4 separate regions of the Mus musculus genome follow, and regions 1, 2 and 4 are each linked to region 3. Evidence: chromatin loops called from intact Hi-C (ENCODE). Cell type or tissue: left cerebral cortex. All regions are shown on one strand.

Region 1 (8,000 bases), 52 kb after region 3:
AGAAAGAGAGAGAGAGGGAGAGGAAGAGAAAGAGAGAGAGAGGCAGAGAGAGACAGAAAGTCAGAGAGAGATGGAGAGAAACAAACAGACAGACACAGACACAGACAAAGACAAAGGGTGGGGAGAGACCACAGAAAGAGACAGAGAGGTGGAAAGGAACATACACACACAAAGAGAGAGAGAGAGAGAGAGGGAGAGAGAGAGAGAGAGAGAGAGAGAGAGAGAGAGAGAGAGAGAGAGAGGACAAAAGAGAATTAGAACCTCCTCAGACACCTTGGGTCACTTGTTTGTGTCCAATAGCATGTGGAGATGTTACCATACTGCTACACAGGCATTTTTCTGCTTGGCTGCTAAGCCCAGGCCACTTTGAGACATTCAGGGCCCACCCTCTTGTTCTGTGTCAAGGTGTTTACAGTCAGCGTGACTGACGCGGCCGTGAATGATCCTGCTGTCGGTCAGCAGCGTGCAAGGGCCCCAGGTCCTTACGTCTTTTTAACACTTGGAATCAGGATTTTCCCTTTAGCCTTGCTGCCAGCAGATACCTTGTGGTTTAATTTGTATTTTGGGGGTTGCTGAGGATGGAGGGATCAGTAAGCTTGAGCCTTTCTAGGGTCCTGACAAGCTAAGCCTGCATCTTGGGTCTGTACGTTACTGATGGAACAATCTCCGTGCATTTTACACAAAGCATCTGTCTGTTCTGGGAATGGCCTGCACCCCATCTCTCCGGGTTTTCATCTTCTTGTTAGAGACCTCTAGTGACAAAAGCTATTATCTTTCCCCCTGGGATTCTGGGATGGAACCCAAGGGGTCACGCACACTAGTCCCACACACTGAGCCGCCTCTCCCCAGGTCCTTGTATTTCACATGGTCTGATGTGCACTGCTCCAGGTCTGATGAGGAGGTCGTGCTTATACCTCTCGTTTGTCTCATTAAAAAATTGTTTACATTTGCAGGGTGGGAAGCAGAACCCGGATGGAGCAGGGGGGTGGGGGGTGGGAGGACAGGAGCAAGCGGGAGAAGGGAAGGGGGAAAATTGTTTACGTTCATGTATTGTGTATGTAGGTGTGTACATGCACATGTGCACATGCCATGACACACACGTGGAGGTCTGATAAGTTCAGGAGTCTGTTCTCTCTGCTGTGTGGGTCTGCGGATTGCACAGGTTCCTCTGTCCACTGAACATCAGGCTAGTTCCTCTGTTACATTGTAAACTTTTTTTATTAGGTATTTTCCTCGTTTACATTTTCAATGCTATCCCAAAAGTCCCCCATACCCACCCCCCCAATCCCCTACCCACCCACTCCCCCTTTTTGGCCCTGGGGTTCCCCTGTACTGGGGCATATAAAGTTTGCAAGTCCATTGGGCCTCTCTTTGCAGTGATGGCTGACTAGGCCATCTTTTGATACATACATTGTAAACTTTTTGTTTCACCCTTTGCCTTCAGAGTGGTCCAGCTGGAAAAGCAGGTAATGTTCAGGTTCATAGTCTCCCTACAGATGTTCAATATTCTTACCACCCCTTCAGCCAACTGGCCACTGTGATGGCTTACACGTTGCCTAGCAACCGCAACACACACACACACACACACACACACACACACACATATACACACAGAGCATCAGGCACACCTTTACATCCCTGCCATTTCCTCCTTTCTGAATGTTGGCGTTCACTTTTGTTTCCTGTTTGAAACTCCAGCCGTCAATCTTTGATGTATACTGTTATCATTTGTCTGATGTAATTCCCAGCATTGGCAACTGCTGGTTTCTTGTCTCCCAGTTCTCCTTCCTTTCTTGTATGATCCTCTTTAAAGTTTTTTTTTTCCAACTTTGTCATTATTCCACATTCCCACACAGTTTGCTTGCTAACTGCCTCTCATTGTTCTATTAACAGTTGCTTAGACATGACAGGCTTCCCTTGACTTTTAAGAGGCTAACTTTTAAGAATTACTACTTTCTTGTCTGACAATGCCAGGAACTTTGCATTCTAATCTGTTCCTGTTGTGGGTAGAACGATAGATGCCCTATGCCCTCATTCTGATCCTCGATGCCTACAAAGTTTACCCAGGACCCACCCAAACCCATGAGCTTTGAAGGCAACATGCTGGCTAGTTTTATGTCTACTTGAGTCATCTGATAGGAGGGGACCTCAGTTAAGAAAATGCCCCATAAGATCCATCTGTAAGGCATTTTCTTAATTAGTGATTGATGGTGGAGGGCCCAGCCCATTGTGGGTGGTACCATCCTGGGCTGGTAGTCCTGGGTTCTATAAGAAAGCAAGCTGAGCAAGCCAGGGGAAGTAAGTCAGTAAGCAGCACCCCTCCATGGCCTCTGCATCAGCTCCTGCCTCCAGGTTCCTGCCCTGCTTGAGTTCCTGCCCTGACTTCTTCAATAATGAACTATGATCTGGAAGTGTAAGCCGTATAAGCCCTTTCCTCCCCTACTTGCTTTTAGGTCACAGTGTTTCATCACAGCAACAGAAACTGAGAAAGAGAATCTTAATGACAATAAAATTTGAATTACTACATTAAAAGGGGTAAAGCCCTAGTCTATTCTAGAGCTGGAGAGATGGCTCAGTGGTTAAGAGCTATGACTGCTCTTCCAGAGGTCCTGAGTTCAATTCCCAGCAACCACAAGGTGGCTCACAACCATCTGTAATGGGATCTGATGCCCTCTTCTGGTGTGTCTGAAGAGAATGACGGTGTATTCACATACTCAAAGTAAATAAGTTTTTTTTAAGTCTACTCTGTTCGATCACTATTGTAGTGAAGACCCATGGGTGAGTGCTTAGGTTAGTGGGTAGAACTTTCCAAGAAAGGCAGGATATTTGCCTGGCTTCAGTATTAATAGTATTTCCTACCAAATTTTTAGCATTCTTCCCCTTAATGTGGATGTGACCTAATGACCCACTTCCCATCAGCAGAATGAGAAGAGAAACAGTGACTTGTGCAGGAGAAACTGGGAGGATGCCACCTCACCCAAGAGGGCCAAGACCAGTGTTCCAATAATAATTCACGGTGACCTCTGCACCATGTCCAGTGTGATGGGAAAGACACTTACCTCTTCAAGTTCATACCCGAGTCTAACCCTGAGAGGCACTGACAGCCTACTTGGGCTTTCAGGAGTCTGCCCAGAGAGAGCTCTTCAAGAATATCAAGGTCATAGACCTTGCAGAGACCAAGAAACTGTCCCAGGCTTGAGGAATTGAGGGACTCTTGAGAAATACAACCAGGTACCTTGGAGTGGAGGATACTGGTAAAGGACTGGGGGGTTCCAACCGTGTCATTTGATCATTAGTTTGTACCAAATGTAACTTTTCCGTTTGGGGATGCCACAGAGGGAACCTAGTGAAGACTACATGGTAACTCCTGAGTAAACATGTAACATAAACAGTTGAGTTAAACTATTTAAAATCTTACGAAAATCTATGTGGAACTTTCTGTACTTTCTCCAGATCTGGTTTTGCCATCTTGTGAAAGCTAGCTATGAGTCCCACCTCCTTTGGAAGCAGCTGTCCATTCCTGCTGGAGGCTCCGTCTGTGGTAGCCAGCTCGGGATGTGTGACACATCCTTATGTTTGTTGGGGGTCTTGTCTGGGCTTGTTCACATTCAGAGCGGGTTAGCTGGTGACTCACAGGGCTGCACACACAGGCTTCTCCTCCTCCCTCAGACTAGCCTGGGCATGGTCTGATGGCAGAGGTCTGGGAGGGAACAACTTAGCTGCTGGTCTTTCTCAAATCCTGGAGGTTCTACCTGACATCATTTCAACAAAGAGAGTTGCAAGGCTTGGCTGGCGTGAATGAGAGGAATTGAGTCTCCCGCTGAGATTAGATTGGGGTAGTGAGCCTCCGACTACACACTCAGCTTGCTATTGAGGACTGACTGGCCTGTGTGTTACCACCTACTGCAGGTCAGGCATCAGAAATCACATAGCAGAGGCTTGCTGCTCTCATGGGAATAGGATTACTTTGGTTCTTTAGCACCAGAGAACCTCCTTTCAAAGTGAGGTTTAATAAGCATTCCACTTAACAGGGAGGCTAGGGTCCAGTCTTATCCTTTCTCACAGACATTGACAGCAGAAGCTCTGGGGGTTCCCCTTATGAAGGAACCGCCCCCTGGCTGTTTGTGAGGGTTTGGGCTGCTGAGAATTTCACCTGATGGTCAGAATCCAAGGTTTGAGAGTGATGGCTGCCTACAAACCCCTCCAGGTCCATATTCCTTGTCCCACAGAACCTAGACTGGTCCACGGGGATGGTTTTGCTGTGGACATTCCCCACGGGCATCTCTTTAAAGGATGAAGGGCTAAGGGGGAGAAGCCATTCCAGAGTAACAAGATGCTCATGTCGAAGTCAGAGAAGCCTTTTGATTCAGTAGGTAACCAGGGAAGGGCCCAGGTTCGCCCCAGGCAAGGGTATTGCTGCCCCTCTTCCCCAGAAGGTCCCCTGGATTAAGCCATTATCCTCCTGGTGAGGCTCCCTCATCAGGCTCCACCCCCTTCAGCAGGCAGTCCTTGGTAAAGCATCCATCCTCCTGCTGAGAAGCCAAGGCTAGCTCCCTGCCCTCTTGCTGAGGGTCTCCTGCTGGGACTCTCCTCTCAGTTGGGTTCCCTTTCTGGCTGCCCCACCACTAGTGGATTAGGTCCAGCCACTTGAAGTAGAAAGGGGACTCAGAGGGCTGCTGTGGGGAAATTTAAAGGCCTCTTCTCACCCTACAGACTGCCATGAATCCTTGGGTCTTCCCAGAGTAGAAAGAGGTAGGTGTTACCCATGAGTGCCCACACAGCTCCAGGCAGGCACTCTGCTACAAAGAGCAGACAGAATGATGCCTGTGGGTCCATCTCTTTCCCCATCAGGGACTGATTTACTCTCTACTCCTCCACTCCCTCCTTCACCTCCTGTCTGTATGCCCTCCTCCCGCCATGTTGTCTCGCCTGCTTGCAGAGTCCACACTGGACGATCTCAACAGCAGCTTTTTTTCTTTCCCATTGTTTTTCCATCCTCAAGCTGCAAACTGGAAGGAAAGAAAGAAAGAGAGAAAGGAAATCACTTTAGCAGACTTCCCAACGGCAGGCGTGGCTCTGAGCCCTGGCTCAGCCTTAAACATCAGCAACTCTCATGATCTTCGAGGACCTGGTACCATTAGTGAGTCTCTTGGCTTCTGTTCCCTTCCCTAGAGGCAAACTTGACTTTTACAAAAAGCAGTTTCGATGCTTTTGAATCACTGGGTAACAGCAGAAGGCCAAGAAGTGCCGGCTGTTGGCCTGAGAAGGTCTGGGGATCACATGAGGCTCGGGAGCACTCAGCCCTGACAGGGCAGATGCTGGTGTGGTCACTGTATGCTTCCTTCAAGACAAAGAAGTGGCTGGGGATGCCACACGTCTGTCAAGCATGGGTGTGCATGCGAGGTAGGTAAGTGTGCATTGTGTGTGTATGTGTGAGGTTAAGCGTATGTGGTGTGGGTAGGTATGAGGTATTCGTAGAAGGGACATGGGTAGGTATGTATGAGGTCTGTATGTGTGTGTGCACGCGAGTGTGTGATGTGAGGGCCGAGAAAGGTGTATATTTGAAGTGTATGTGATATATGTGTGAGGTGTGAGGTAGGCAGGTGTGAGACATGTGTATAAGAGGTAAGTATGTATCTGAGAGAGGTGTATATGAAGTAGGTGTGTGACATATGTGGTGTATGTGAAGTAGGCATGTGTGAGATATGTATGTGAAGTGGGTATGTGTGTTAGGTGTATTGTGAAGTGGTTATGAATTCAAGGTGTGTGTATGAGGTAGGTGTGTGTGTGTGTTACGTATGTATGAGGTTGGTGTGTAAAATGAGGTTGTGTGGGACACAGGTGTCCCTGTGCACATCTGTCACCTGCAGAAGGAACAGGCGCATCCTTGTGCTGTGCTGTCTGCTGCTAGGAAGGCCACCCTGGGGGCCCACGGCGGATTTGATGAGCTCAGCACTCATGGCTACTTCTCACACACAACGTTGGTACAGGGGTCCTAGTGTCTGACCAGGGCTATGCTTGGGAGCTTGTTTTGAGACAGTCACTTTGAGACCAGGCGTACTAAGTATGACATTCAAGGTCACAGGGCTGGGCAAAGGTGTACTCTTTGGAGCCATGAGGCTGGTTAGAGCTGTCCAGGAAGTGCCAGACTAGACAGCATGGAGGGCTCTGAGTGGGGATGGAGACAGTGGTGCCATTCACTGACTGGACTGAAGGGGAGGGCACCCTGGTGACTGCGTGGGAGGATGGGGGCAGGGGTGGTGGCTGAGTCAATGCAGACTGGACAAACTGTATTGACTGGGTAGGAAGTGGGCTAGCCTGCTGACTGATTGTTAAGCAGATGTACCCAGTTGACAGACAGGAAGGGAGTGGAAGGTGCTGGGTTGATTGACTGGGAGGAAGGGAGAACTCATTGTTGACTGACAGGCTAGGAGTACAGGACACTTGGTTGTCAGACAGGATGAGCACCCCATTAATTGAAAACGCCCTGAGTACATGCAGGCTTTTGTCCTGAGGCCTCCCAACCATGTAAGATAACAAGCTACAGGATTCCAGGTTGCTGAGAGGAAACTGAGCCTCGTGGGCACAGGAGGAGGCAGGTCTACCATTCTGTGAACACCAGGGCACAGCATCCTTGTGTGACTGTTCCCACTACTGGGAAAGCAATGATCCCTGCTATAGGAAGGAGCTTACTGAAGGACCTCCTCCACCACACGTTCCCGTTCCCCAGTCACACTCCCACAGTCCACTGCTCCGAGGAGCCCAACTTCCCTGTCCTTTGCTTAGAGCTTCCATGCCATTCATCCCTTTGTATTAAGATGGCCTGTAGGTCCCAGGATCTGGATTTCTTTGGGTTTTTCCACTTTCTGTCTGGAAAGCATCCAAGTACATAGAATTCAAATGAAATTTGTATGCCCTTCTTCCCGTCAATCTGCCTTTTGTGAGTTTAATTTTTGGACCTTGGTAATAGACTATAAAAGTGTAGTGGAGCCGGGCAGGGCAGTGGTGGCACATGCCTTTAATTCCAGCACTTGAGAGGCAGAGGCAGGCGAATCTCTGAGTTCGAGGGCCAGCCTGGTCTACAGAGTGAGTTCCAGGACAGCCAGGGCTACACAGAGAAACCCTGTCCTGAAAAACAACAACAACACCAACAAAAATAAAACATAAAAGTGAAGGGGCAACAACAGTCTTCTGCACACAAGGATCCTAGAGAGCTGTGGTGGGGAGGAAAGCCCACCTTACCCCTCCCTGTGCTGTGTCCCTGGATTGGCCGATGCCCCAGATACATTGGGAGAAGTCAGTATGACAGTCTTGGGTTGTTTTGTTTTGTTTTGTTGAGACCTGGTTTCCCTGTGTAGCCCTGACTATCCCGGAACTCACTTTGTAGACCAGGCTGGTCTTGAACTCACAGAGCTCTGTCTGCCTCTGCCTCTCAAATGCTGGGATTAAAGGCGTGCGCCACACTGCCTGGCTTGTTTTGCTTTGTTTGTTTGTTTGTTTAAGCATGGATAAAACATATGGTACTTGCTTTGTCCAGAGCCCTGCCTTGGAACTAAGAGTGGAGAATCAGACCCCGGACCCCACATCACTAAGTCTCCTGGCTCAGAGAAAAAAAACTCAAACTCACGGGGATGTTTTGGTTTTCCAGGGATCCACAGTGAGCCAGAGTTCTGTGACTTCTTAGGTAGTTGTTAGCTCTACCGTGGGACCTTCCTCTGGGGAGAGTAAAGGCCACTTCCTCCTGTCTGTCACTGCTATTTGGGTTTATTATTGTAGTCTCCTCAGACATGTGTTGGAGCCGGTATTTATTTGTTGAAGGAAAGAAAATGTTAAAACATTTGCTTTGTTACAAAATAAAAGCCACATTTCAAGGAGGCCCCCCAGTGTCTGTGCAGAGCTGAAGCGATGAAGCAGCCCCCACCCCACCCCACACACACCCCCTCCCCTCGAGGACCTAGAGCTCTAGAGGAAGCCTCCAAGTTATTATTCTTCCCTCAGTT
Region 2 (8,000 bases), 420 kb after region 3:
AGGACCCCCCAATACTTAAGCAAACACACACACATGCATACACTACACACAAAATCTATATGTGGCCAACTGTTAGAAAAAACTGATAACTGAATCAAAGAAAAATTAACTACATGGAAAGATATTCCATATTCAAGGATTGGATTCAATATTGTGATAATGTCACTTTGTCATGACTTGATGTAGAGTCACCCCAATAAAATAAATATGTTTAGTAGTTCTATTTTGGACACTGACAAAGTGGTTCTGAAGTTTATTTAGGGAAAGAACTGACCCAGAGCAGTCCAGTGGAGGAAAGAGGAACACAGCAAAATGATGTTACTGACTTCAAAACATTCTCTAAAACGTGATGACAGAGCTCAGCAGAAAGAGATCACCACCAGGGTCAATGGAGAGATCGCCCACCCCCAGGCTCAACAGAGGTCGCTACCAAGCCTGATGACCAGAGTTCAATCACCAGGACCCACATGGAGAGAGGAGAGATGTAATTCCCACAAGTTTTCTGACCTATGCATATGTGCCTTGATATGAGTGTGTACACATTTCCACACTCGTGTGTGTGCACACACACTAATCAATAAATGGAATTAAAGACTTTAAACTACAGTAATGATGATAATAATTGTGTTGGTAAAAGAATAGACAAGTTCATAACTGAGAAGATCTCAGCAGTAAGTCACATGGATATAGTCAGCTGATCTTTGGTGCACTTAGGCAAGACAGCAGCTGGGAAACTCTGGCATCTACAGGCCCCTCCGTCCAAAAGACAGCAACTCAAAATGGACCTAATGTAAAACACAAAACTAAACTGGAACATATAGGAGAAAATCAAGATGGCTTTTAGTTTTCCTGAGAGGATGTTAAAGTATCAATTTATGGGGGGAAAGAAGTGGTTAATTTTGGTAGAAGTTTTCTGCTTTATAGAATATGATTCTGTTAGGAGAGTGAAAAACTGAGCCCCGGACTGAAATATTTATAAAAAAATGGCTGTTACAGGACTATGACGGAAAACACAGGGAAAACTTCTTCAATTCAGTTACTGCACCAGAAAGGATACTTATGTAGCCAATATATGAAAGAGATTTCCCACATTATATCTCATTAGGGAAATTAAATTAAATTAAAATGAGATATCACTACACAGCTACCAGAATAGCCAAAGTACATAACATTGACAATATCACACATTGGCAGAAGTATGGAGCACTGAGAATTCATATTCATTCATTCATTCATTCATTCATTCATTCATTCTCTCTTCCTCTCTCTCTCCTTCCCCATCCTTCTTCCTGTCTCCCTTCCTCTGTTCTCCACAGTGAGAAACAAAATTTCATAGTCATTTATGAAGGAAGACTTTATTATTTGTCACTTATGAAGAAGAGTTTCTTGCAAATGGCAATTGTATTTTACAACGCTACCATTAGGCTCCTGGATATCAACCCAAATGAGCTAAGTTATGCCCGTCTAGAAGTCTGTACATGAGCTAAGCTATGCCCGTCCAGAAGTCTGTACATGAGCTAAGTTATGCCCGTCCAGAAATCTGTACATGAGCTAAGGTATGCCCATCCAGAAGTCTGCACATGAGCTAAGCTATGCCCGTCCAGAAGTCTGTACATGGATGTGCAGCAGCCTCACTCATAACGGCCAAAAGTGTAAATGCAACAAGAGTGAATTCAATGAGTGAAGCCATAGGGAACTATGGTACATTCAGACGATATGGTTCGTTTTTCAGTGTTAGAGAGAACTGAGCTGCCAATCATTCAAAGACATGAAGAAATCATACTTAGTACCGAGTGAAAGAATATGCCAAGAACTGTATGATCCAACCGCGTGCTGTTTTAGAAAAAGCACAGCTACAGACACAGAACAAATGTGAGTGATTGCCAAGAGGTTGAGGTTGGGAAGGATGCGTGCGCAGATTACGGAGATGTTTTTAGTGCCGTGAAATTAGTCTATGTGGTACTGCAATCGTGGGTACACATCATTATACCTTCTCCCGAAGTTGAATAATATACAACAGGCATAAATCCTGATGGAGAATGTATTTCCAAAGGGAACGATATATCATAGTTGGTGATAGCAAGGGTCCTCTGGTGGGAGGTGTTGATAATGGAGGGGCTGTGAGTGTATAAGAGGATACATGGGTACCAGTCTCTTGTGAGGCCAAAACTAATCTTTGAAAGTCTGTTAAAGACAGCGAGTGGTGGTGGCGCACAACTTTAATCTCAGCACTCAGGAGGCAGTGGCAGGTGGATCTCTGAGTTTGAAGCTAGCCTGCTCTACAGAGCGAGTTCCTGGGGAGCCAGAACTACACAGAGAAAATCTGTCTCAGAAAGGAAGAGAGGGAGGGAGGGAGGGAGGGAGGGAGGGAGGGAGGGAGGGAGGGAGGGAGGGAGGGAGGAGAAAAAGAGACGGGGGAGTCTATCAGAAATTAACAAAAGCAGCTGGGCAGTGGTGGTACACACCATTAATCCCAGCACTTGGGAGGCAGAGGCAGGCAGATTTCTGAGTTCAAGGACAGCCTGGTCTACAAAGTGAGTTCCAGGACAGCCTGGGCTACACAGAGAAACCCTGTCTCGGAAAAAAAAAAAAAACAAAAAACAAACAACAACAACAAAATTAACAAAAGCAATCATATTTCCTGAACACTGTACTGGGACAGCAAGGAGGGCTCCCTTATCTCCGAGGGAGGCCATGATTTTGTTAGTTTTCCCACGAAGAGAGACTGTTCTGGATGTTGTTCACTGGTGAGGCCAAGAGGCTGACCCATGCATGCACTTTCTCACCCGTACTGACACAGCAGAGACTGCATCTGGCTCAGTGCTTCCAATGGCACCGGCACTTGGATGTTGGCTGGGTGGATGGGTGTGTCATTGACCTGTCCATCCATTTACAGTAGAAATAGCGTGGGCTTGTCAAGGGGTTAAGTTCCCTTGTCTCTGTGACTTTAAGTCCCCAACGGCAGGCTGACGCTGCGGTTCTTCCAGGGGCTATTTGTCTGGAGTGGGTGTGGTCCTCAGAGATCCTACCTGACCTTTCCTGTCCAAGACCAAGGAAGAAACCAAAGTGCGTGGTTCTGGTGCCTGGCAAGTGTCTCCACCCCAGTGTTATGATTATTTGTGGGTGGAAATGTCCAGCTGTTACATGACAGCACCATGGCCTTGTGAAGCAGCCTGGGGCAAGAGTTCCACTGGTCACATCAGTTGGGGTTCATGATCGTGTTTAGGTCCCCTGAAATGGGCGTCTAGCAGTCGCTGCAGACCAACATTGACTGCTTTCTGCTTTCTGCTTTAGGCCCCTTTAGGCAAGGACTGAGAGAATGTTCCTTACACATTGTAAGATCTTCTTCCATGGAACCCAGAATCCCTCTCAGTTCCCCTTTCAATTGTGGGCTTTGCTCAGCAAGCATCTTGGACCTACAGCCTGAACCATACATTTCCAGCAGTCATTGTCATAAATGTCTAAGCCTTGAGGGTACCACGGCCACAGGGACAACATACCCTGCTGACCCAGGCAGGGCTGACTATCAGAAAACTGTACCCACTATTCCACATTCCATTTTGCCACTTCGGTCTTTGATGCTTTGGAACCCCACCCCCACCCAAATAGCAAGACTGGGCCTTGGTGCTGCCTACAGTGAAAGTGAATGGTGTCACAGAAAGGCGTCATTGATCCGGGAAAGTGGTAACAGGCCATGGGCACTGACTGAAGTCACGCAAACACTGTGACACCTTGTTGAGATGAATTAGGCCAGCACACACTTTCTAGACTAGCCTGGAAGGAAACAGTTTCAGTTCTGTAGCGTGGTTCACTTCTGCCCTGGGAGCTAGAAATAGCTGTGGGCGATAAAGTATGGGAATGTGGGTGATTCCTGTTCACATTAGAATTATAGAGGCAGGTGCTGTGAGGGCTCAGTGCTGGGCTGTAGCCAAAGCCCAGGGCATAGTTTTGACTTTGAGGAAAGGGAGATTGCTGTGCGTGAGCAGGCCATGGTGCTCTGCTGCCACCTAGTGGCACTGATTCCACATACGCAATGACTCCTGGTATTTTTATAGTTTGCGCTTCATCAGCAAGGGTTATGAGCATGTGTTTCTGGAGTTGTTAAGTATGGAAGTCCTGCTGACCACAGCACCCAGACTACAGTAGCCAGCCTTCTTTGGGGAGGCTGGGGCTGCATCTGGGGTTAGCACCCTCACGTGCAGGGCACAGATCGGGCCTACGGCTGTGAGCTGTGTAGAGAGCCCTTAGTATATTTCATCCATCAGCTCATGGTCAGAGCTAGCATGCCTGAAGCTACATCTCTGCCGGCTTGAGTTTTTCATGTTTCTGAGGTAGAATTGCTTCTTCAGTGTGTGCTTCGTTAGTTGTGTCCCTGAACAGGCTTCCTCCTCTCTTTGCTGCGCTCTAAGCTAGACCTCGTCCCTGGAGTAAGCAAGAGGAAAGTTTGCTCAGTTAAAGTTCGTTCCTTGGATGGCTTCTGCTGGAAATCATCGTCTGTTGTAAAAGGACCAGTCATTATTCATAGCTCATAGGACGCAGCTCTTGAAATTCTCCTACCAAGGCTGGCTCACAAAGACCCTCATGGCCACATGGCCCAGGCTCATCATTGGTCCCTGGTCTCACACATGCTGGGGTCTGCAGCCCTGTGCTTGCTGCCCTTTTCTGAGTCCCCTCAGGACTCATTACTGCCAGCAGGTACCCCCATAACCACACAAGCACTTCTACTCCCTGAGCATCTCGTCCTGTTGAGACTCCCACCCAGGCATGGCTGGGAAAATCCAGAGGTAGTGGGTAAAGCCAGCTGGTTGCTGGTTCCCTTATAATGGAAGAGCCCCTCCGTGAACTGGGATGGGAAGGGCTTCATCATTAGACTGTATGGCCAAGTTGTGTTGATTCCAAATGTGCCATGCGTGGTAGGCAGATCCAAGGAATATGGCTGCCTGTGCTTATTTGGCCCCACCTTTTCTTCCAGCCTGTGGGTAGACTCTGGGGCAAGGGGACATGGGATGAGGTTGTGGATCTTCATATTCTATTCTGAGATGGAAAACATTTCGGGGTTCCTAGGGAGAAAGAAGGCCACACATATCTTTGCTCAGAGCTTGTGAGTTGTGCCTAATTTACCACCTCAGCTTCTGGCCAGCCATGACCTTCCTACCATAGCTCTCGCCCCGTGAGCCCCTTTCTCACCAGCCTGTCCACATTTCCTCCACACTTGAGATTATCTCTGGGCTTTTTGCAGTATACAGTCAAACCTGGCATGCTGAAAGCATCAGATAGTTTGCTAGACATTCATAGTAAGCAGCCAGGCCACCTGAAGCTACATGTGCGTCTTACAGTGCTTCCTCACTAAAAACCCATGTACGAAAAGAAACTCCAGAAAATTCTTGTTGCTTTGGTGCCTGCTGATGACCCTCTCTGCCAGCTCAGATGCCCTAGGCCTTTGCAGTGTGAAATTCACCCTCCTGCCTGTCCTAGAAGCTGCTCTGTTTGCCACACATAACAAAGGGGAAGCCTGCTTTAACTTTCTGCAAACTGGAAGGTGGTGGTCCAGACCCTGTTTCACCAGGTTATGGTAACTGGCAACAGCTTTAGCTCTTGCCTGCCAACCTTACAGCCACAGCCCAGTGCCCTGCCCGCATCTTTGGACCCCAGTGTTTCAAGAGATTTTCTCAAAGAATGTGAGCCAGTAGCTGCAGGTACCATCCTGAGCCCTGGGCAACAGGAGGCTACCTTCACCTGATGTTTCCAGGGCCCCCACGGAGGTCCTATGACCTGTATCCTGATTTAGATGAGGTCTGTGCTGAGACAGTGACCACTCCGTCACACCCATAGCCGCAGCACAGCAGCATCTGAGCAGATGCACACCCCGGGCTGCACATCTGGGCCCTGCAGGCCTAAGTATCATGCGTGCTGACTCCTTAGAGGAGTTCTGGCTCCCTTCTCTGCCTCTAGAGCCCCTCTCTAGAAAGCTCTTGAACACACAGCTTGACAGAAGCCTCTGATGGCACCAAGCCGTATTGGTATACTATATATAAAGACAGAAGCTGAACTTATGAACAGTAAGCTCATTTACAGGGAGACAGGAGTCCTAAGTGAGTCTTAGAGAATATGATGCTGGAAAGGCTGCACCATGGTGTGTGTGTGTGTGCGTGTGTGTAATGTATAAAACTTGTATATATGCATGTATATGCATGCATGAATGTATGTATGTTCATGTGTTCTCCACCTATCCTTTAAATGGACTTTTAATGATTGAGGAGCTATTCTCTGAACAGTTTCCCGAGTTAGAGGAGCAGGCCATCCTGGGACAGCCAAAAGGCTTGCTCAGTTTGTCCCTCTCTGCCCAAACCGTGAAATAGCGGACTCTTCTCTAATAAAGTACTTGTCTTTTGTTATTTATGGAAGACATACTCTTAATGAGAGAGAATCCTTACCAGTAAGTAGTTGGGGAATTAATCAAGATAATGGCATCAGCTAACATGATGCTGAACATAATTCAGAATTAGGCTTTTTCCCCAATGGGAGAGGAATCAAAGGAATGGACTCAGCCTCTGCTTTGTTCCTGTTATATACAAATAAGCAGCCCTCACCTTCTCCCCTCTCCTGGCCCAGGCAGCTCCCCAGCTCAGCAGCAGCCTCTCTATAGTACCCCAGTGCAGGCATCCCTACCCAGCCTCTGCAGCAGCAGCAGCTGTTTTCCTCTGGAGTCCATCCTGCTCTCCTTGATGTCCATCCTTCCTGGCCCCATTTTAAAAAAAGGTCTTCTGAAGGCTTTGTAGCAAGGCTGGTCTAATGACCTAACCCTGGCTCACCAAGGCTGTGGCCATGTCCCAAGGCTTGCCAAATTGACTGTTTAGAAACCCAGCCTCATGAGTCCTTGCCCAGTATAATAATTCCAGCATTCCTGGGGGCCTTCACAGGCACTATGACAGAATGATGGTACCAAGGGTGTGCTCACTGCAGCCCTCTGGTCTCATCCTATTGGTATCCACGTCATAGCTCCTAGATACTTTTGGTGCCTGATGTTTGTTTGGCCCTGCAAACCCTACCATGGACCCCAGTCACACAGCTAAAAGAACTATGGTGAGGTGTAAGCTCCACTTTCCTGATGAGGAAGGATGCAGGTTACCCCCTCCCATCTGTGTTTCCTGTCCTCAAGTCTGTGGCCCTCAAGGCTACAGAGAACAGAGTTCTCTGCAGAGATAAGGGGAAAGTTGCAAACTCTTTGAGAGGTTTTATTTTCTATTTTAACAAATTTGTCAACACTGTCAAGTTTCACTGTGTAGTTATTACCCATTTATAAAAGTGACTCTGTGTACGTGAGAGAAATTACACGCACACGCACACCCACACACACACACACATTCATGTGTACATGATAGGATTAGTCATTGAAAGCCTTCCTCAAATTGGCATAGAAGTAGCAGAATTTTCTAAAGACTATCACAGTTTTGTTTTGTTTTTTTACCCTGAGTACTTTGTTATACAGGCTTTTTTAAAAGCATCATGCTAAGAGGAAGCCAACCTTAAATTTTGCAACCATACTATGTTCCAAGGTGGGCCACGGTTCTGAGATTCTCTTCAGTGACAGGCCATTGAGCAAGGGCATCCAGCAGCAGGAGAAGAAACTAATGTGACCAAATTGATCTTCACTAAAACAGCCACTTGGTGCTCATGTGGGCAGTCTTGCAGGCCACCTCAGATGCTAGCCTCCCAACGTGTGGTGCACTAAGAGACTGTCTCTATCCAGCAAGTGGAGACAAAATGCCAAGCCATGGCCAGCAAGGCAGCCACCCCCACCACTTATGCCCCTTGAGGAAGGATACCAAATGATTAGGAATTTTTCTTTGTTAGTGTGTAACATTTTTCTTTATTGTCCGTTACTGTTTTGTACTTTTCTGCAAAAGATACAAACATTAATTTTAAAGCTGAATGAAAGTAGGGCTTTGTACAGTGAAGCAAGCAAAGATCGAGCTGATGGCCTGTGTAATGGCCAAGCA
Region 3 (8,000 bases):
AGGGTGGGGCGTGGGGTGCTGTTGACTTTATGTGGGACAAGTTTCTTTCAGTGTTTTGGACTGTGACTTGAATCCAAGCTGGCAGAGAAAGCTGCAGCTCTCCTGCCCAGATTGGTCAAATCGTCTGAGTCAGGACACAGGGAGAAGGAGGTGCCCGGAGCCTTACAGCTTCTCGTGCAACTGAGACTACACCATCAGTCTAGTCAGCTATCCCATCCTTGCGTTTACCTAGGAAACATAGACCGGTGTGAAAGGACATGAGCAGCCTCCCCAGCTACCGGGAGCTCCTGGCTCAGAATGTGTTGAAAAGCAGTGGTAGATGTGGCTTATGCTCGCTTCACTAGATGTCTGGCACTAGATACCTGGCACTTTCCAGCATGGCCCTTAACACTGCTGGGCTGCTGGAGGCTAGCTCTAGGACTGCAGGCTGTACCTCCTGTTAGCATACTGTCTAAACACCCTACAGTTACCTGGCAACAACCAGGTATATTCCTCCCCACAGTTACCTGGCAACAGCCAGGTAGGCCTGACCCTCTATAAAAGGGGCTGTTTGCCCCCTCCTCCCTCTCTTGTTCTCTTGCTCTCCCCCTTTCCCCATTCCCTTCCCCCTTCTCTCCCCATGCTCATAGCCACTCTTTTCTCTCTCTCTCTCTCTCTCCCCCTCCCTCCCTCCCTCCCTCCCTTTCTCTGCCTCTACTACCCCCTTAACTCCCCTCCCCATGCCCTGAATAAACTATTCTATACTAAATGGTCGTGTGGCTGGTCCCTCAGGGGGAAGGGATGCCTCTGCATGGACCCACTGAGACACCCCCTCCCCCCATACCTGACTACACCCCATAGAACATATTCTCCTTCTCTTTGTCTTTTTATAAACACATCACCTCCTGTGTGGATGGGGTGCCTCTTGTTCAACCCTTTAAGAACTATCATTTCTGTCCCAGGCAGGGGTTTGGGGAGCAGGATACTTAAGCACACCTGTGGGACAGTAAGGACTTGGTGCTTTGTTTGGGTCATGCCCACCTCATCTCTTATAATGATGATCTTGGCAGTCTACCATCTTTTCCCAAATATACTGACTGTCCTTATACACAGTTCTCTGAACGACGCACCTAGCAGCCCCAGACTCCGTAAGCATCTGGCTATATATACACACAACCCACTCCGAACAGTGGGATACATTTTTTTTTTCAATGACAATCACGCATCTTTCAACCCCACCCCCAACAGTTTCTTTTTGTGGTGGTTTGAGTGAGAATGGGCCCCATAGGCTCATACAGTGTAATACTTGGTCCACAGTTGGTAGAACTGTGAAGGACTGGGAGGTGTGGTCTTGTTGAAGTAGGTGTGTTGCTGGGACAGGCTTTGAGGTTTCAAAAGCCTACACCATTCAAGTTGCCCCTCTCTCTGCCTTGTCTTTGTGGATGAAATGTAAGCTCTCAGCTACTTTCTCCGCATGCCTTCCTGCCTGCTGCCATACCCCCCTGCCTTGATAGTCATGGAGTCTAACCCTGTGAGACCAAAAGCCCCAAACAGACTCTTTCTTTTATAAGTTGCCTTGGTTACGGATCTCAGCAAAAGAAAAATAATGAAGACACTATTTGGATGTATTCCAATGCATATCCTATGAGGCAGTCAAGAGTACCGATTTGGCCTGAACTAGATTTGAACGCATGGGCAAAATTTTGCTTTAAATAATTATTATTTTTACAAACCGATGTGAGCTTTTATTTTGATTCTCAGACTAAGAGGCCAAGAACCTGGAATTACCGAAACCCAGTCATGGGTAACAGATCACTTCAAGGTTCTTCAATCGGGGCCTACTCACTGCAGGGGAGCAACTGATCCTGAGAACAGACACTGCCCTCAGAGCTGAGTTAGGGCTGAGGGGTGCACTTTCCTGCTGCCTGGCACTGGTGGGTTGGAAATGACCCCCATGGAAGCCAATCTCTCTTAAGGAGAGCCACAGAAGTGCCCCAGATCAAAACTTGGAACCTGGCTGACCACAATTGGCAAGCAAGGCAGACTGGGAATGCCTCTGCCTCTAATACTTGGGAATCCTGGCTAACTGGTTCCACCCAAGGACCCATTCCCATGCCTAGTGGAGTCCTTCATCATTATTGTGGGTGGCTCATGAGACCCTCTTCTGAGAGATAGCCATGTATGTGCTGAGAGCCTGGAGGCCATGGGCCCTACCTCACCACCGACAGAGTCCACTCCAAAGTCCTATGATTCTGGGGCAGCTAGCCTGGCCCTGCCTTGCCCAGCCAGGGAGCCTCTGTGCTCCTGCCCCTGTTTCTTCCCAGAACAGGGGGAGCATGTAGAGACTCCCCATGTTGGTATGTGCCTCCATTTCCCCCCTTTCTTTATGATCCCCGGCCTCCCCTGCCCTGGGACTTGTTTATTGAGCTTCCTGGACTATGCCCTTGAGAAATCTCGAGTATTCATTGAGGCAGAAAGCCCAGGTGTTGTAGGGGAAACGGAGGTCCCCTTTTGAGTTCTTCGTCGTGCTAACACAAGTTTTAAAAGAAGCCTGAGACTGATTTTTATTGGGGTTGGAGAAAAATAACAGGGCAGGTAAGCTTAAAGTCTTGGCAGCTTCCCAGAGGAGGGAGATGAAGAAGAGAGAGAGAAAGCCGTGTCTTCTGCACTGGAGGTTTGGCAAGCGCCTACATGCTGGAAAAGAGGGTGGGGGCTTCAAAGAGAGGAAGAAAGGCCAGGGTGTTAGCGAAAGCAGGCTTAGGCTTTTGACTGGAATTTGGAAAAGAGATAAGGGAAAGAAAACACATGCTTAGTACATGAATCTGAGTTCAGAGGTCAGACCCCCATTTCAGACTCTTGTGTCCTAGGGGCTAGAAAGGTGGCTCAGCGGTTAAGACTGCTCTTCCAGAGGTCCTGAGTTCAATCGTCAGCAACCACATGGTGGCTCACAACCATCTGTAATGGGATCTGGTATGTCTGAAGATAGAACAATGTATTCATAGACACAATGAATAAATAATTCTTGAAAGAAAGGAAGGAAGAAAAGAAAGAAGGAAGGAAAGGAAGGAAGGAAAGAAAGAAAGAAAGAAAGAAAGAAAGAAAGAAAGAAAGAAAGAAAGAAAGAAAGAGAAAGAAAGAAAGAAAGAGAAAGAAAGAAAGAGAAAGAAGAAGAAAGAAAGAAAGAAGGAAGGAAGGAAGGAAGGAAAGAAAGAAAGAAAGAAAGAAAGAAAGAAAGAAAGAAAGAAAGAAAGAAAGAAAGAAAGGAAGGAAGAGAAAGAAAGGAAAAAGTACTCCCAATACAGGAAGCAGGCTAGGGAGCTGAGGAAAGACCTGGAAAAGCCTGTGCTCACTAATAGAGCATTTTATTATTTAGTGATTGATGGGGGTGGGGGTGAGCCCAGCCCATTGTGGATGCTTCTCTCCCTGGGCTGGTGGTCCTGGGTTCTATAAGAAAGCAGGCTGAGCAAGTAACAAGGAACAAGCCATTAAGCAGCACTTCACTGGTGTCGCATCAAGTCCTGCCTCCAGGCTCCTGCCCTGCTTGAGTTCCTGCCATGCCTGCCTTCAATGATGAGCAGAGATGGGGAGAGTAAGCCAGTAAACCCTTTCCTTCCCAAATTGCTTTTGTTCACGGTGTTTTATCATAGCAACAGTAGCCAGAAGACAGGCCCATGATTCTTTGTAGGCTCTTTACATAGCGCCTGTCAATCTGTCCATTCGTCTGCATCTCTCCCTTCTCTGGATTTGTCTTTCTCACACATGCTCAGTGGCTTAGATGTAGGCCAGGTGAAGAAGGGCATCCACCGGAACTCTGCAAGCTAGTATTTTCATATGTGAACCTTGATGGCTTATTATCTAATCCTCACCCTCACGTACACAGTGGGAAAACTAGATGTATGTTCTCCACCTAAGCATTCTTGAGGTCTGGGTTCCGTCCCTGGGGCTGCAGAAGACAGGGTGTGATGGAGCACGCTTGTAACCCTAACACATTGGAGCCTGAAGCAGGAGGATCAGAAGTTCAAGGTCACCCTTGGCTATATAATGAGTTACAGGCCAGCCTGGGGATGTGTGAGACCCTGTCTCAAAGCAAAGCAAAGCAAAGCAAAGCAAAGCAAAGCAAAGCAAAGCAAAGCAAAGCAAAGCAAAGCAAAGCAAAGCAAAGCAAAACAAAACAAACAAAACCCACTTAACCACAAAAACCAGGAAAAGCCCCAGGAAGGAGCAGCTGGAAGCTGCCTGCTTCTATCCCTGTCTACAGAGAAGGTAACTTATGGTTGTCTGGGGAGCCGAGAGTGCACTGGAATTCTGCTGTACCTCATGCAACCACAAGAGGGCGAGAGAGAGCCTTTCTCTAGAAGTTCCTGCCGGAGGTGGGAAATACTAGCAGACCTAGCAGACACAATGGGAAGAGTGGGTGGTCAGACCAGGGCTGAGCCCAGAAGTAGACAAAAGGGGTACAGACCACCCGGTCTTGTTCCTAGAGAACTCCTCCAAGATCAGGCTTTGGTCCTCCATGCAGCTGGTGCCTGACAACTGAAGTCACCTACAAAGATAAGGCTAAGATCCTCACTAGAGGAGAGAAAAAGCCCTATTTGATCTCAGCCTAGGTATATCTTGTAGTTCACAGGGCCACACTTAGAAATGTCCAAAGTTTTATACACAGACAGACAGACACACATACACACACACGCGCACTCAAGGCTTTATCTGTCCCCATCAGGTATCAGAAAAATGTCCCATTCCCTTGAGAGAACAGTGTCTTGAGGTGGGAAAGGTCCTGGGCCTGCTGCCCTCAGGAGCAAGGAGGTTCTCCTTTGAAACAGACAGACCCCTGTGGAAGTTGGGGCCCCGTAGTGCAGGGATAGGGATGTGGGAACAAGTCGGGAGAGGCACCGCGAAAGGAGCTGGCTCCCTGCCCTGCTTGGGGACAGCTATGCAGTCATGTGACGAAGTAGAAGCCACATGCATAGACACCCAGCGGGGACTATAGAATGGGCGGAGAGGTATACAGTAGGGGCAAACTGGTAGCCACCATGGGCCAGGGCAGAGGGTGGGAAAGTATCTTAGGAACTGCATGATAGCCCTTGAGACCACACCACAGTTATGAAGTAGGTCAAGAGTTGAACCGCTGCCCATAGAGGCCACCAAAGGGAGCCAGATGGTGGGAGCAATAGGCTGGCCACAGACCAGGAGTCCAGACACTGGGAACTGGTGTCTTGGGGCACAGACATGCACATCCCAGCCCGACTTTTCTATTTACTGAGTCAGTTACCAGGATTCACATGTTGAAGTTTGGGGCTTTTGTGTGGAATTCCACCCTCTCGCTCACCATCATTCCGTGGTAATAAAATCCTGGCTTTGTCCCTGGAAATGTGCAGGGAGGTGACTCGTGTGTGAGTCACCAGCCGGGCAGGGAGTTCCGGTTTTTGTATCTATGGCTAAAGGCCATTCTCCGATGGGTTTCTCAAAGGAGCTTGGGACTGTCTGCAAAGGGAGCCCTCAGAGATGGCGCAGCCTGCTCTACAGCCGAGGAGTGCCCGTGGAACTAAGCCATCAAATGTGACCAGGCATGAGGTTCCGTTGGGAGTGGGGGGAGGGGACTGGCCAAGGTGCAGCATGGAATGTGGATTTGTGCTGCAGGGTAGACCCTGGAGGACTGGACTAATGTGAATAGCTATGCCCGTAGATCCAGGGGTTCCCCTGCACTTGGGGTTACCTCTTATCCTGGGGGTCTCTCCCTCAGCACAGCTGGAGCAAGCCATGGGGACAGCGTTTCCCACGGAGGAAATCTAGCCTTCCCGTGGTGTACTCTCCAGGAGCTGATGCGTGGAGCCCACTTTCCTGGGGAAGATTGGAGTTGCTCAGGGCCGTGAGAATCCACCCCACCGGATCTGGGATCCAAACACGGGCAAATGTCACAACGTGCGCAATTTGCCTTATTTAAACAAGCTGCTCGCTGTGTTTGCAGGACTGGGCTCAAGGACAGTCTTCTTCCCCTCGGTGGCGATGCAGGGAGATGCAGGCAGAGCGGGTGGAGGCCGGGCTTCCTTGGAATGAGGCCCAGTGGACCTTTTCTGATTCATAAGAAACCTCTAGTTTTATTGCAGAATCACAGTTGTACGCAACCTGGACGCTCTGTAGCTGGAGGCTGCAGGTGCTACAAAGGCGGCAGAGCCTTAAGCAGCATTGCTAAGCTCCTCTCTCTCTTTCTGAAAGATCCAGGAGTCGGGGAGGGGACAGACTTTAAAACCTGAAGCCTCCTATCTGAAATCCAAACATTGGCAAACAGGGGAACACAAACATAGGGAGCCGTGCATGTCCCCCTGTCCCCAGAGTTCCGGAGTCAATGCTCAAACCTACGCAGACTGTAGCCAACTCAGAATGCAGGCCTGGCTGGGGACTCAGAAGGACTGGGCTCTGCATCTGTCCAGCTTGGGTCTCAGGGTCATCTAAGTGACAACTTCCCAATTTCATAGAGCTGACCATGAAATAAGACTGTGGATGGAGAGCTGTGGTCTGTAGTCGATGGGCATATGTGGTGGAGTCTTCTGTAGGAGCCACAGGACTGACACAGCAAGTGTTGGCAGTGGTCAGGTGGGGCTCTGGGGGCACCAGTCACAGATGTGAGTTGTCTACCTGGTTTTAAGCTTGTCTGTGGTCTCGAACCCAACAGGGGTTGGCTCAGACACCGCTCTGCTCCACATGATCTGTCTTGATGTTGTCTGCTGATGCTGGAGCAGTGCATGTCTCAGCCAAGGAAAAAGGATGGTCACACCCCTACTGTCCTGGGATCTCATAAACAGTTGCTGGCCTGGGTAGCAGATGCATCCCACCCAGAATCAATCTCTCTCTCTCTCTCTCTCTCTCTCTCTCTCTCTCTCTCTCTCTCTCTGTGTGTGTGTGTGTGTGTGTGTGTGTGTTAGAGATTACAAACAAGAAGCGCCCATGGTCCAGAAGATGCCCTTCATTTACCCTTAGAGCTGTGTGAGGCGAGTTTTATATTCTTCTTTCAAGAACAGCCAGTGCCACATTTATTGGAAAACTTGTTCTTTTTGTTTGTTTCAGACAGTGTCTCATGTACCCCAAGCTGGCCTTCAGCAACTAGTGTAGCTGAGGGTGACCCTGAATTTCTGATCCTCTCGCCTCTGAAATACTGGGATAACAGGGGCACGCCACCATGCCCAGTTTCCATGGTACAGGGGATCGAACCCAGGGCCTTATGCATGCTAGGCGAGTACCCTACCAACTGAGCCTTATCTCTACCCATCCCCTAAAGCACCACTGAAGTGTAACAGTGGAGCTAATAATTGTCTAGGGTTTGGTTCCTCTCTTGAACAAATGGAAAAGACAAGACCCAGCTGCAGAGAAACAGAAAGTAGCCAATTCACAATTAGGGATGGGAAAAGCCTTAGGCTGGACATCCATTCAACAGACCCTGGCTTGGGCCCCCACGTGGAGCCCTGTTGGTCCGGTTTAGATACCCACCCCTATGCCTTCCTAATGGTTTTCTTCTAATTTTTTTTCTTCTAGGAACAAGAAGGGGCCATCTCAGGAAGCCACTTCCACCTTCCTAGTCTGCCCATGTCCCTCTTGACTCCACATGCTCCCTTCAGAGCACAGTTGAGCCCCCTGTGCACTTGGCTCTATGTCTGGCCTCAGACCTCACCCACAAGCCCCTGCAGTCTCCTGCATAGTGATGCAGAGCAGCCATTACAGCGAATCCCTCCCGCTGCCCTTTAAGACTTCTCTGCAAATCTCCCAACTTTTCCCTCCTATGCAAAGTCTAGATTCAGTTGTGGAGTCTTAACAAGGGTTCTATTACTACTTGGTTGACATTTGGGGACAAGTGGGATGTTGGCTTTGAGATGCTACTGGGTCTTGAGAAGTAGCTTCATCTTGCCCCTTACTGTTGAATCTGTTGGCCATTTTGTCCCCATAACATTATTTCCAAGAGTTGGGTACAGCCCATGTAAAACTTCATGGCCTAACACCATGGCCTAACAAAACTCTGACCTCAGCCA
Region 4 (8,000 bases), 170 kb after region 3:
CTGGTTCAGACAGGAGAGGGTACGGTCTGTGCATAGTGTGCACAGGTGTATATATGATACCCCAGCCGTCCTTCTGTCATTCAGGTACATGCCCAGCAGGGACAGTCTGAGGTTGACCTTGTACTCTCTTCTGGCTCTGATGCCGTTTGCCCTGAGCGAGCTCTAAAGAGAACTTTCTCAGCAGAGATGACCCAGCATTTCTGATGCTGCTGTTGGCTGCTATGAGATCATACATAACTGGTTTGTGTCTAACATGAGAACAAGACAAGTGGCCTTGTCGGGAAGTTTCTAGGTAGCTACACTGTATGCTCATTCTAGTCTAGAGTCTAGAGAACCCAGAGGGACTCCAGATATGAAAAGGATGTTTGGGCTGGAGAGATGGCTCAGAGGTTAAGAGCACTGGCTGTTCTTCCAGAGGTCCTGAGTTCAATTCCCAGCAACCACTTGGTAGCTCACAACCATCTATACTCTCTTCTGCCTTGTAGGCATGCATACATGCAGGCAGAATACTGTGTACATAATCAATCAATCAATCAATCAATCAATCATCATCAGTCAGTCAGTCAGTCAGTCAGTCAATCAATCAGTCTTTGGGGACTGGAAAAATGGCTCAGTGGGTTAAGAGCACTGACTACTCTTTCAGAGGTCCTGAGTTCAATTCCCAGCAACCACATGGTGGCTCACAACCCTCTATAATAGGAATCTGATGCCCTCTTCTGGTGTGTCTGAAGACAGCTACAGTGTACTCACATATATAAATATAAATAAATCTGAAAAGAAAAGAAAAGAAGAGAAAAGAAAAGAAGAGAAAAGAAAAGAATGTTTGAGTGAACCTTCTGAGCCCCTCTGTGTCCCCAGCATCTACGATTCAGAGTCTGTCTTTAAGGTGGACCTGGGGTATCAGCATCAGGGAGACTACAAGATGCTGAGTGGCTCAAGGGTGGGGAGTGGTCCCTACCACCACACCCGGAAGAGGTGTTGAGGACTGCTTGATATGTGTACACACGGGTAGGGACAGGCAGGCCCTAGGGGCAGTGGACACAGCCATCTTGGACTGCATTCTGTAGCCCAACAGAGTTCCAGGACATGACCCAGTGGGCTGATGGACTGGTTATGTTCCCATTCAAGGCCCAGTAGCCTCTGCATCCCTTGATGGCCACAAGTTGTCACAGGCAACTGTGAGGGGCTTGGCCAATCTGAGAGTCCATGTGGACGCTTCCCCTTGCGGGAATTAAAGCTGTGGGCCTCTGGTGTCCCATTCCCACCCAAGTCTGTGATGCTTGTGGAGTGACTTGTCATTACCACAAGAGTGTCTGTGGGAGGCCTTGTTCAGGCCCCACAGCACTACTTTAGCCAGGGTACTCCCCAGGGCCCATCTACCCGGACTACACAGTCACTGATAGAAAGTCCTCAGGGATAGAGGCCATGTTGATGTGGAGTACCAGGTCCCCCTGGCCGAGTGTTCTTTGAAACTGGGCATGTGGCAGAGGGTCTGCAGGGTAGACCAGCCTCCTCTGTGTGAACTGTAAGAAGTCAGTACTAGGCCAGTGCTTAGACTCGGGCTGATGGGGAAGTCTCAGAGAGAACACGCCTGCTCCGTACAGCCTTCGGTGACACCAGAGGACCTCACCTGAGCCATCCCGGGTGCTATCCAGCCACAGGAAGTCTCTGGACTAAACAAGTCTTTGTCCTTGGTCCTCTGGCAGTTGAGGACTCTGGCAGTTGAGGTATATGACACCAGCCTCCAGGCTACTGAAAACCTGTAGCACATACGTCTGAAGAAATGGATTCTAATGACTGATGGTTGTTCTTATCTTCCCAAGAAGTCCGCAAAGTCTTTCATAAGCTGTAAACCCCAAAGCCAGCCAGGATGGCCAGCTCATACATGCACGGGACAGCTGTACTGCCGAACAACAGAGCCAGGTGTCCTGTTTGCCTCTTGCAGGATACATCTCTACTACCTGGGCTCCCTCAGCCACCTCCTGTCACTTCCCCACCCCTGGCTGGAGGCAGCACCACAGAAGATCCTAGAACAGAAGAAACGGAGGAAGACGCCGCGGTAGATTCTATAGGAGGTAAAAATTTTCTGGATATGCTGTGTGTGTGTAGTGTGTCCATATGTGCGTGTGTATGTATGCATGTGTGTGTGTGTGTGTGTGTGTGCAGTGTATGCATGCTTGCATGTGTGTGCACGCACACACAGTGTGTAGTGTGTGTGTATGCATGTCTGTGTATATGCGTTCGTCTTGTAGTGTGTGTGGACATGTGCACATGTATGCATGTGTGCATAAGTGTGCATGCATGTGTGTGTGTGTGTGTGTGCACATGTATGCATGTGTGCATAAGTGTGCATGCATGTTTGTGTGTCTAGTGTGTGTGCACATGTATTCATGTGCATGTATATGCATGTGTGTGTGCCTGTGTGTTGGATGAGAGTTATTTCAGAGCCAGAAGTGTCCTCATCTGAAGCTTTTCTGCCTTCTAAGAAGGTCCTGTTCAGGCAGGATCCTGGCTGGGTCCCAGGAGAGTTCTGAATCAGGCAGCTGTGACACATCCTTTGTCAGAGATCTTGGCCTGTATTGCCTTTGTCTGTCATGTCTAAGAACCTTCCCAGAGATGCTATCTCCTGGTTCAGGACCATCAGTTTGCTAGTCGAGTGTGAACTAATCCAAGGGAGGGATGATGTAAGGGAAAATATGTTCTTAGCCCAGACTGTGCCATGGGTCAGCATATAGGGTTGGACATGTCTCCTGTAGAAGCCACTGTCTGGGAGAAGTGCACAGGGCCCCTGGCCTGCAGGAGACAGAGATGGATGCCTGAGGCATGCCAAATGTGAATTGTGTGTGTGCTGGGATAGTCTCTGTATTGCCGCATAACAGCAAGTGCTGGGTAACAGCGTAACGTCACAGCTCTATGGGATTGAAGTACAGTGGAGCCCATGAATGGGCCTCTGGGAGTCCCCAGGGCTTCCAATACTCTGGAGAGAACACGCTATGGCTCCTCCTGATGCTATCAGGGCTCAAGGACTCCAAGATCTGAGTTACAGGGTCTAGATTTCCATGGGTCACCAGCTCTGGCTACCTTCCTTTGTTACTCCACAAGGCAAGCAAGGCTGAGAAGTACTGGTTTTCCTGGCTCATGGGTGGAGTCTTACATCCTACCTGTGCTGTGTGGGCCCATGGGACTGGAGGTGAGCTCTGCCTTCACTCCCATCTTCCTGTGTCCTGGGATCCCAGAGAAGACAAGAGAACATGACCCCTACTCTGCCAGGTTTCCCTGGACACCCACTCCTCTGGCTTCTGTCACCACAGACAGTTGGCTTTTCCCAGAACTGCACATGTGTTTGTTGTATGGGGGGCTATGGGGACACAGTAAATAGTATCTGGGCTTGCTTGGCACTGCGTCCCTTTTATAAAAAGCTTCTGCTTGATAGCCAGTTGGTTGTTGACCTACCATCCAAAGTATGGACAGACTACATGTATTTGCCCATTTACCTAGTTAGTGATGGGCATATGCACTTTGTCCAGTTTGAGGAGATTGCAGAGAAAGTTATTCTGGGGTTTCTGTCTCATCAGGAGGTTTGTCTCTTTGCCACCCACCCCAGTGTGTGTGTGTGTGTGTCTCTGCACCTCATCTTTGATGGTCTTTAGATATCACTGTGTCTGCCATTGATGGGAGGTGGCTTGCCTTGTGCTCCTTCCCTCTCCCCCCCTTATTAATCCCTTCCTATCCTACTGTCTGGGGATGTGAGTGTGTTATGTGTGTGTATATATATATATATATATATATATATGTGTGTGTATATATATATATATGTATATATACATATATATATGTATATATATGTATGTATATATATATATAATCTAAATATAGATATAATATCTACATTTATATAGAGTTATCTCTTTGCATATGTGTATGTGTGAGTGTGTGTGTGTCAAGCTGGTCTTGAACCTGTGACCCTCCTGTCTCAGCCAGCTTCATTTTCTTAACAGCATCTTTAGAAAAGAAAAACATTCAGATTTTTTGCTTGAAAATCAAAGACCTCAATCCTATTTTTAATTCTTTAAAAAACTGTTTCCCCACTTGGCTCTGTCACTGTTTTCCCTGCTGAGCTGACTCTGAGATGTGGAAAGTCATCCTCCCCGACTCGAGTCTATTTCGGGCTCTATTCTGTGCTTTGGGACTCCATGCAGGTCCTTCTGTGCCATCCCCATCTGTCTCTCAACTGTGACTCTTGGCTCTTCTCTCTGCCTGTCTTGATCCTGTCCTCATCAGGTGGCTCAGCCCTCCAGTCTGCTCTTCGCCTTGCAGTTACAGGGGGTTCTTGCATGGTCACCTAAATTGTGGACTGTGCTTGTTCCCTTTCATGCATCCACAGCGAAGAAAAAGAAAAAGAAAACCTGCCAGAGTTTTGATGGGGATAGGTTTGGCAGTCTTGTCGTCTTGGTAGTGACTCTTGAGACCCATTATTGCCTTTTGTTTGGGTCTTGTTTGATCTCTCTTAGCAATGTTTGTATAGTTTTAAATACCCTAGAGGCACTCACTGCTTTCTGGTTTGCTGAACCTGACATTCTAGGAAAGCCTTGCAGCCTCAGCAGGGAGAGCCCATGCTGCCCTCTTGTGGTCAGACTTGGTAACTGTCTCCTGCAGTTGGGGCAGTTTGACTATGGTGAATGGAGGTTGCAGGTGTGGCGTGCACGTGTGTGTGCGGGTTTTTTTTTTGTGTGTGTGTGTGTGGTCAGTCATCTTGATCAGGTGTCTGGCTTACTCCTCACTAAAGAAATGTGCCAATGACAGGGTGTGGGCAAGACCATCAGCATGCCCCTCCCCCAGGACCCCAAGAATGAGTAAGGGCTGCCCCCCCCCCCCCCCAGCACTCTGTTTGTGTGACTCATAGGTTTGGCCACTCTCATTTGCCACTGCAGACTCTCAATCCTGCCAGGCAGTGAGCTCAGCCAGGAATAGCTCTGTGAGCATCAGTTCTAACCCAAGATGGGGGCTCTGTGACCTAGCCAAGGTCCACTAGATGCTTCTAAATAGTGCTCAAGAATTAGAGCTTTCTCTTGGTCCCCAAAAGAAAATATACCTTGTCGGCAAGGTATATTTTCACTGTCTGCCACTGGTGAGAAGCTGTCAGTAGCCACCTCCAGGTGTCACCTCACAAACCTCTTATTGATCACAAGGGGATGGCACCCCAAACACGCAGGAAGGACCTATCATGTGGTTCCAGATGTGCTCCTGAGCCATAGCTGATACCCAAGATTTGGGGGAGGCAGAGGGAAGAATTGGAAGTGTTTCTTGTATGTATATATCTGTAAAAACCATTCTCACCTCAAAGGCTGCCTGAAACCAGGCAGCAGGCCCACTGGGCCAAACTTTGGCTCCAGGAGCGCTTGTGAGTTGAACACATGTGAATGACATGAAGCCAACACAAAAGAGATCCTGGGTTGGAGTCTTCCTGGTTCCTGTTCCCAGAGAAGAAGCCAGGGGAGAACTTGGTGTGGGCCACTTATCAGGTCAAACTCCTTTGTCAAGCCTGGGCTCCCTGGATATGGCTGTCTTGTGAGGGTCAGTATTCAAGACAGAGATCTGGACAAGTTCCACAAATGTCCAGACAGTTCTGCAGCAGGGGAAATGATGTGAGTGTATGCCTGTGTGTGTGTGTGTGTGTGTGTGTGTGTACACATGCCTTTATGTGTCAGAGGCAAGTGTGGATGATGGGGTCTCAGCGAGCCTCTGGGGCTCATTCCTCAGAATTTCTGCTGGTTTTCTGCTCTTGCATGGTTGGTGGAAGAGGGTTTTGATGGTGGAGTGTTCAAACCAACCCAGGACTCTTCTTGGGCATTTCAGTTGTCTCTGAACTTGCTCTAAATGGCTGTGAGTCTGTGTTGACTCATTTTCCTCTCCTGTTGCCAGTGCTAGGTGGCCATTCCCTTTCACCATTCCCGGGGCCCCTGCCCTCGGGGCTTTTGGTGGGTGGAAAGACAGGTGGCCATTCCCATAGCCTGGGTCCCCTGGGCTATGGATGAGTGGGAAAACAGAGCTTAAGAGTGAGACTGAGAGCCTGGGGCTGTGGGAAGCTTGACCGGACCTTCTCTCCCTCTTCCTAGCTGAGACCCTTCCTGGCACAGGTTCAAGCGGTGCATGGGATGAGGCTATCCAGAACCCCGGAAGGGGCTTGATAAAGGTGAGGCCACCTCCCTATGTATGACCTTGTCACAGAGCACCTTAGGATCCTCGGAATCTTCCATGTGTCTCACTGAGTTTACCAAAGCCCTCAGACCCATACTCCCTCTTCCAGCCCTCTGCTCTGTGTTCTGCACACTCTGCCCTTGCAAATCTCTCTCCTTGAACCCTCCCTCCATACCCTGCTGAACTGCTTTCTTAGATTTAGTGCCCAGAGAATGTAGCAGTGGTGCGAGGTGGGTTGGTATGTAGCTTGCAGCAGCCAATGTCCTCTCTTGTCCCTAGGGAGGTATGAAAGGACAAAAGGGAGAACCAGGTGCCCAGGGCCCACCTGGCCCAGCTGGGCCCCAGGGTCCTGCCGGTCCAGTGGTCCAGAGCCCCAACTCACAACCTGTCCCTGGAGCACAAGGACCCCCGGGACCTCAGGGGCCACCAGGGAAGGATGGCACTCCAGGAAGGGATGGTGAACCGGTAAGTACTGGTCTCTCCTTGAGATCTGGGCAGGAGCTGAAGTCCCTGACTGGGGCTGGTGGAAGAGTTGATTGGAATCAGAGGAATAGCATCTTTGGATCGTGGGGCTCCATCATCCCTCCTGATGTGCATGGAACTAGAAGGGGATTAGAGCATGGAGGCCAGGCATGCCCAAGGCAGCCCTGGACCTAATCTCTGTTGCAGAAATGCTGTCTGTTGTGGGTCTTGGTCTGTCAGAGATTCACCGTGACCATGAATGAATTTCAATAAGAAGCGGCTTCATTAAATACTGGTGCCAGATACCCATGACACTGGGACTGTAGAGGAGGGCCCTCCCTAGAGGTGTCATATAGTTATAGCAGTCCGAGGCTTATAAAGTAAGAAACCACAGGATTACATGGATTCTGTGCACTTGAAGTCAGAGTCTGATTTTTTTTGTTTTGTTTTATTTTTTGTTTTGTTTGTTTGTTTGTTTGTTTGTTTTCGAGACAGGGTTTCTCTGTATAGCCCTGGCTGTCCTGGAACTCACTTTGTAGACCAGGGTGACCTTGAACTCAGAAATCCGCCTGCCTCTGCCTCCTGAGTGCTGGGATTAAAGGCGTGTGCCACCACTTCCTGCTGAATCTAATTTTTAACATATATATCTGTAGGTGTCCTAGTCATTGATTAGGGTAAGCAAGTTGGATTACAAAGGCAGAAATAGCAGTAAGCCTTTTAATGATCTATTATCTTACTAGAACAGCAAATTTTATAAGAATCGGTCATTTTAAAAATATTCTTGGGCTGGAGAGATGGCTCAGTGGTTGAGAGCACTGACTGCTCTTCCAAAGGTCCTGAGTTCAAGTCCCAGCAACCACATGGTGGCTCCCAACCATCTGTAGTGGGATCTGATGCCTTCTTCTTCTGAAGACAGCTATAGTGTACTCATATACATAAAATGAATAAATGGATTAAAAAAAAAGAATAGCCTTTAGTCCACTGGTGCTGGCAATATACCTTTAATCCCAGCACTCAGGAGGCAGAGGCAGACATATCTGTGTGAGTTCCAGGCTAACCTGGTCTACACAGCTAGTTCCAAAATAGCCAGGGCTACATAAAGAAACCCTGCTTCAAAAAGACAAAACCAAAAAGAATACTCTTCAACATCTGGGGCAGGAAGCGAGTTGTTAGGGGCTTATGCATTAGAGGCATTTTTGCTTTCTGGACTCTCAAGCACTGTGAGTTTAAACTTTAAATGGAGTGTTAGTCATTACGCTGTCAGGAGCAAACCGCTGTCCAGGTTCTCAGCTTTACACAACAGGGGCTCAGAGAACGGGTTGTTTCTGTGTCTAGTCTTC

Evidence for each region. Peaks named below come from ENCODE experiments on the same cell type or tissue, not always from the same donor. Only the 100,000 strongest peaks of a DNase experiment are listed, where the experiment ranks them.
Region 1: it touches region 3 in a loop (2.1-fold over the local background); 8 of 42 quality-filtered maps call a loop at or near these places.
Region 2: a loop joins it to region 3, with 9 times the contacts of the local background. A loop is called at or near these places in 14 of 42 quality-filtered maps.
Region 4: a loop joins it to region 3, with 9 times the contacts of the local background. A loop is called at or near these places in 18 of 42 quality-filtered maps.

The regions. Positions count from the first base shown.
Region 1 is chr10:77,197,746-77,205,745 of GRCm38, reverse strand. No RefSeq gene overlaps it. Among named protein-coding and RNA genes, the nearest start is that of Gm35837, 4.6 kb to the left of the region's middle. In left cerebral cortex, no CTCF peak of the experiment used is centred here; a DNase peak (open chromatin) is centred at 3,558.
Region 2 is chr10:76,831,881-76,839,880 of GRCm38, reverse strand. All of the region lies in intron 2 of Pcbp3 (poly(rC) binding protein 3), which reads left to right. Among named protein-coding and RNA genes, the nearest start is that of Col6a1, 110 kb to the right of the region's middle. In left cerebral cortex, a CTCF peak has its summit at 4,017 (motif pointing left); a DNase peak (open chromatin) is centred at 3,983.
Region 3 is chr10:77,249,341-77,257,340 of GRCm38, reverse strand. Gm40703 (a long non-coding RNA gene) reads left to right here and starts at 4,117. Exons shown (of 2, transcript XR_871845.2): 1 at 4,117-5,553; 2 at 5,728-6,485. In left cerebral cortex, CTCF peaks have their summits at 4,313 (motif pointing right) and 5,972; DNase peaks (open chromatin) are centred at 4,320, 5,357 and 6,010; H3K4me3 peaks cover 683 bases.
Region 4 is chr10:77,079,342-77,087,341 of GRCm38, reverse strand. Col18a1 (collagen, type XVIII, alpha 1) reads left to right here. Exons shown (of 42, transcript NM_009929.3): 6 at 1,946-2,075; 7 at 6,117-6,193; 8 at 6,478-6,663. Among named protein-coding and RNA genes, the nearest start is that of Slc19a1, 50 kb to the right of the region's middle. In left cerebral cortex, a CTCF peak has its summit at 4,619 (motif pointing left); DNase peaks (open chromatin) are centred at 4,208 and 4,625.